2 separate regions of the Homo sapiens genome follow, and region 2 is linked to region 1. A link is an interaction called in ENCODE POLR2A ChIA-PET data of the cell type or tissue named here. Cell type or tissue: MCF 10A. All regions are shown on one strand. Links, peaks and the distances in the headings refer to the core of each region. The heading gives the core; the rest is flanking DNA.

Region 1 (2,914 bases), core at 111-2,610:
TGAGCCATTGAAGAAAGTTAAGCAAGGGGTAAGACATGACTGGATTTACATGCTAGAAATATCACTCTTGAAACAGTGTGGAGGAGGAATTAAGGAATCAGAATTGTGGGCAGGGAGACTAGTAAGGAAGCTATTGCAAAAATCTAAGAGGAGGGACAAAGACAGGTCTGAACTAGAACAACCAAGCAGTGGAGATAAAAAGGAAGAGACCAAAAAACGAGTGAAAAGGTGGGTGGTGAAGGTGAGCTGGGAGGGCCGTTGCCTTCTACCTGCTTGCTATGAAATTCCAGCTGGAACTCAGACTGGCTCCCCACCTGGCTGCATGCAAGGAACTGCTCTGATGCAGGGCACTGGGTTCCCAAGCCCCACAGGTTTGCTTCAGATGATTTCTAGGGAAAGGGTAGATCTTCCTGACCCTCCATTCTCTTCTCAGCTGATTCCAAGTCCCAGATCAATGGGATCCCCTTCAGCCCAACTGTTTCCTGTCCTTGGGTCTGACATTGGAGCTTTTTTCTCCAGGACAGAGAGCTTTATTGAGTATGAATACATCAGAGAGCACAATCTTGAAATTCCTGCCAGGATTCCTATTCTGTCTCAGCTTGGGATCCAGTTCTAGGCTAGGGGAGTAAGACAGCAAAGGAGTAAGGGTAGGCGAGAAGGACATGTCCTAAGCAGTGGCAAGCATTCCTCAATTTTTTTGCCCAAGTCCCTCCTCAATGCCTACCAGGCTGCCAGCTCCCAAATTCTGGGCTTTGCCTCTTTAATGGCTCTTGCTCTCTGTCCTGGGTGAAGCCTGAGTGGATAAGAAGACCCAGCCCTCCTCATCTCCATCCTTCCTCCATTCCTGGGGGCAGGGGCCAGAGAGATATCTGTTCGCTTCTGCAGATACACACATCACCCTTCTCCATTCTGTTCTGTGCCCTGAAAGCTGATTTCTGTCTTCTGCCCCAACAACCAAGCTTGCTTGCCTTCAGGATTCCTATGGGGTTTGACACATGGAGGACATTAGAGAACGAGAGGAGAGAAGCAGTTGGGGTGAGTATTGCCCTGGCTCCTTCTCTGCCAGCCAAGGGTTAGCATTCCTTTCCTGAAAGTCACAGCTCCTCCTGCAGCCGTGGTCATAGCCGCAGTTCTTCCTGGGTGCTGGTATATGCTCCTTCAATCCCAGGGGTAGTAACAGCTCCCCTGTCGTTGCTAGCTCTGAAGTACTTCACCTTCTCTTTATAAATCGTCCTTTCCTTAAACTTTCCTTTGTTACCCCATTCGTGGGCCTCTGTTTCTTGCTAGAACACTGACTAGTATAGCAGGCATTCTCAGAGATGGGACACTAACTGGACCATATATTTATTCCAGAAAGTTTTCATCAGTCTTATCCTACTTTGTCTACCATGAGTCTTTCAATACTAAGTGCCTCCTCCTGTTGATGGGCAGAGTGTAGAGAAACCAAACAGCAATTGAATCCCACGCCCTTGGCCTAGGCAGCTTCTCATAGCCACTAGGGGTTCATTTCTACAGGTTTGCAGAGAGTACAACAATGAAAAAGAAGTCATCTCGTTTTTAGTGAGAGAGAAACTGAGACTCAGAGAATGTCAGGACTGGGTAGCTGGATGCCATGAAGCATTCATTCATTCATTCATTCATTCATTCATTCATTCATTCTTATACTCAGCAAATATTTGTAGGGCACTTATCATGTTCAAGATACTATGCTAGTCACCATGGATACCACAAGCAATAAACAAAATATAATCCTGATGTCACTAAGAACACAATTTTGTTGGAGAGACCGACAAGCAGGGAGGCAATTACAAGAAGATAACCTTATTAGAAGAGTGGGTATGAGGAGTGCTGTGGAAATACACAAAAGTGGCACCTATCCTACTCTTGTGGGGTGGACAGAAGAAAGCTTCCCAGAGGAAATGAGTCTAAGCTAAGATCTGAAGGAAATCTTGGAGTTGACAGGGGGAGGAAGAGATAGGGAGAAGAAGAAGGGAACAGTATGTGCAAAGAGAGGAGCTGGAACACAGTGCCTTGGGAAAAGGAAAGTAACTCAGCACGGCTGGAATTTGTAGCTCAAGGCGGGGCGTGGTGAGAGATTAGGCTGGAAAAGTGGTAGAGATCAGATGACATGTGGTCTTCTAGGCTGCATTAAGAAGTTTAGAGGCCGGGCGCAGTGGCTCACGCCTGTAATCCCAGCACTTTGGGAGGCCAAGGCGGGCGGATCACGAGGTCAAGAGATCGAGGCCATCCTGGCTAACAAGGTGAAACCCCGTCTCCACTAAATATACAAAAATTAGCCGGGCGTGGTGGCGGGTGCCCGTAGTCCCAGCTACTCGGGAGGCTGAGGCAGGAGAATGGCGTGAACCCGGGAGGCGGAGCTTGCAGGGAGCCGAGATTGCGCAACTGCACTCCAGCCTGGGTGACAGAGCAAGACTCTGTCTCAAAAAAAAAAAAAAAAAAAAAAGAAGAAGTTTAGAATAGCAGGGAGCCATTGATGGGTTTTTGTTGTTGTTGTTGTTTGTCTGTTTGTTTTTTGAGACAAGGTCTTGCTCTGTTGCCCAGGCTGGAGCGCAGTGGCACAATCATGGCTCACTGCAGACTTGACCTCCGAGGCTCCTACCTCAGCCTGCCAAGTATCTGGGACTTGTATGTGCTGCCACATCTGGCTAGCTTTTTCTATTTTTTTTGTAGAGGTGGGGTCTCACTCCTGTTGCCCAGGCTGGTCTTGAACTCCTAGGCTCAAGCAATCCTCCCAAAGTGCTGGACTTACAGGCACGAGCCGCCACACCCAGCAGGAGTTTCATTTTCATTCATGATGGACACATCTGAGACAGCCTAAAGGAGGCCATTGTGAGGATCTGGAGTTTTCCTGCTCACAAGTTCTGAGCCTGCTGCGGAGCCTTTTTGAAATAGT
Region 2 (2,914 bases), core at 217-2,716, 91 kb after region 1:
AAAGCAGGATGAAGTGACATTCCTACCCTCTGACTTTGGGCTTGGCCATCGACTTCCTTTAACCAGTGGAATGTTAGCGGATATAATGCAAGTAGAGATTTTAGATATGCACAAAAAAAGAAAAAGAAAAAGATGCACATGCAAAGTTTGCCTTGGTCTCTTGGGCTTCTGCCTCTCACCATGAGAAGAACATGCCTCTGGCAGCTGCTGGTTCAAGGACAATAAAGGACACATGGAACAGACCTGGACCTAATCCACAGCTTAGAGTCAGGCCCATCTGACCTCAGCCTAGACTCGCTGAATCTCAGGTGATCTATACAACTGTACACTCAAGAAATATACATCCATCATCTATGACACTGAATTCTGAGTAAGTTTGTTATACAATGTTGTTGTGGCAAGAGCTGCTGACATAGGACTCTAAAAGTGGTATCTTTTCTCTAGGCTAAATATCCCTATTTTCTGCAACTGTTCATAGTATGCCCCCTCCTTTCTTATTTCTGTCAGATTTCTCTGCAAGATATGCCAACTGAACCAATTAGGAGGCACCCCTCCAAAGAATCACCAGATTAGAATTCTGCACACATGTGACCTTCTTCCTCTCCTCTTCAACTGTCTCCATTCTAGAGGTTACCCTGTGGAAAAGGAAAGACTCTGTCCCTGGAGCCTGGGCTCAGGGTGAGTCTAGAATGAGGAGGCTCAGGAAGATTAAAGCTCAAACTCCATGAGTGAATTAGAAGGGAGTGGCTCTCAGCTCCTGGTTAATTCTGGAAACTCAAGTTAGTCTAAAAACAAAGAAAGAGGTCAGGAGACATCTAAAATGTCTACATGGAAGCCAATTATACACCAATTGTCTATAGTTTGGACTCGAGATGATATTGCTTTACAGCCCAAACCACCTAAAGCCAGGCAGATAAGGAGGATATGGGGCAGATTCACATTCTGTGGCATCCGAAGCTTAGCATATGACTTTGAGGACTCTCTTAAAAAAAAAAAGAAACAAAATTACAAATATAAAATTAGGTTCAAAAGTGAGTATTTATTAGAACGACAAATCATTTCACAACAATTACAAAATTTTAAAGGTTGAGGAAAATGAGAAACATCATAAAAATATTCCAATGACATAATTTTAAATTAATTGATACACTTCTAAGTGCTTATTTCCTGTATTTTCTTTCTTTCTTTTTTTTTTTTTTGAGACAGAGTTTTGCTCTTGTTGCCCAGGCTGGAGAGCAATGGTGCGATCTCAGCTAACTGCAGCTTCTGCCTCCCGGGTTGAAACGATTCTTCTGCCTCAGCCTCCCAAGAGCTGGGATTACAGGCATGTGCCACCACACCTGGCTAATTTTGTATTTTTAGTAGAGACGGGGTTTCTCCATGTTGGTCAGGCTGGTCTCAAACTCCCGACCTCAGGTGATCTGCCCGCCTCAGTCTCCCAAAGTGCTGGGATTACAGGCGTGAGCCACTGCGCCCGGCCTTTCTTGTATTTTCTTTTTTTGTTTTTTGAGATGGAGTCTTGCTCTGTGGCCCAGGGTGGAGTGTAGTGGCACAATCTCAGCTCATTGCAAGCTCCGCCTCCTGGGTTCATGCCATTCTCCTGCCTCAGCCTCCTGAGTAGCTGGGACTACAGGCGCCTGCCACCTCACCTGGCTAATTTTTGTATTTTTAGTAGAGACAGGGTCTCACCATGTTAGCCAGGATGGTCTCGATCTCCTGACCTTGTGATCTGCCCACCTCGGCCTCTCAAAGTGCTGGGATTACAGGCGTGAGCCACCGTGCCCGGCCTTTCTTGTATTTTCTAAGCTGTGGACTCTGACTCTTCATGTGAACAATTTTGAAGCATCTATACTTCATTTTTCTATAAAGAAAATAGAAAATCCTGTCTTTTTTCTACCATTGTTGACCAAAATTTGTTTATAACTGATAGCTTAGAGAATTTCTTTCCACTTCAAAACCCCTTACTAGTACTGTTATATAAATGTCAAGGATTAATGTGAAATTTGGGGAAACCTCTATCAAGTTTCTTTCATATAGGAGTTGTAAGATTTCATGGCCTTTCAAATTTTCCTTAATATTCTCAGACTTTATTGATACTCTTTTACAGCTTATTATTGGTGTCCTGGTTATAGCGACATATTATGAGTTTTATGTTACCTTTGGTCAATATTTTGGAGATGTGTATATACTTCACATAAGAATGCACTCATTGTTAGTAGTATTGCTACAGACTTATACACTATAAACACAGGAATTTTAATAAATTCCATTTCATGTGATTCCCATTAAAAAATATATATATGTCCAGGCGTGGTGGCTCACACCTGTAATCCCAGCACTTTGGGAGGCCGAGGCGGGCGGATCACTTGAGCAGGAGTTTGAGATGAGCCTGGCCAACATGGTGATACCACATCTCTACTAAAAATACAAGAAAAAAAAATTAGCCGGGCATAGTGGTGTGCCCCTGTAATCCCAGCTACTTGGGAGGCTGAAGCAGGAGAATCGCTTGAATCTGGGAGATGGAGGTCACAGTGAGCCAAGATGGCACCACTGCACTCCAGCCTGGGCAACAGAGCAAGACTCTGGCTCAAAAAAAAAAAAAAAAAAAAACAAAGAAAAAAGAAAAGAAAAAAATATGATACATTTACAATTGTATACACTGCATTAAGATGTATTCCTGACAGATGCGAGGTTTCATTTTGACCAGCCATTAACAAGAACTAAAATTTTCACTTACAATTTTACATATGTGAGGACTAGTTTCTGGATCCATACATTTTAAGCTTTGTTTCTCTTCCATTGCAGAGCATCATAGGACACATTCATGTCCCCTGACAAGCTCTCATCATGCACCTTCATGGCCTGACCCAGTTAATTAGCATAGTAGGCAGTAGCAGTACTCCTGAGAGCCATT

The links. Peaks named below come from ENCODE experiments on the same cell type or tissue, not always from the same donor. Only the 100,000 strongest peaks of a DNase experiment are listed, where the experiment ranks them.
Region 2: POLR2A ChIA-PET joins it to region 1 with 5 read pairs; 4 of 35 experiments call an interaction of 5 or more read pairs at or near these places.

The regions. Positions count from the first base shown.
Region 1 is chr1:44,552,117-44,555,030 of GRCh38, reverse strand. The region is part of intron 2 of RNF220 (ring finger protein 220); the gene reads right to left. Among named protein-coding and RNA genes, the nearest start is that of MIR5584, 8.1 kb to the right of the region's middle. In MCF 10A, for the core only: no CTCF peak of the experiment used is centred there; DNase peaks (open chromatin) are centred at 160, 1,090 and 2,060.
Region 2 is chr1:44,461,621-44,464,534 of GRCh38, reverse strand. The region is part of intron 2 of RNF220 (ring finger protein 220); the gene reads right to left. Among named protein-coding and RNA genes, the nearest start is that of RNF220, 58 kb to the right of the region's middle. In MCF 10A, for the core only: no CTCF peak of the experiment used is centred there; no DNase peak of the experiment used is centred there.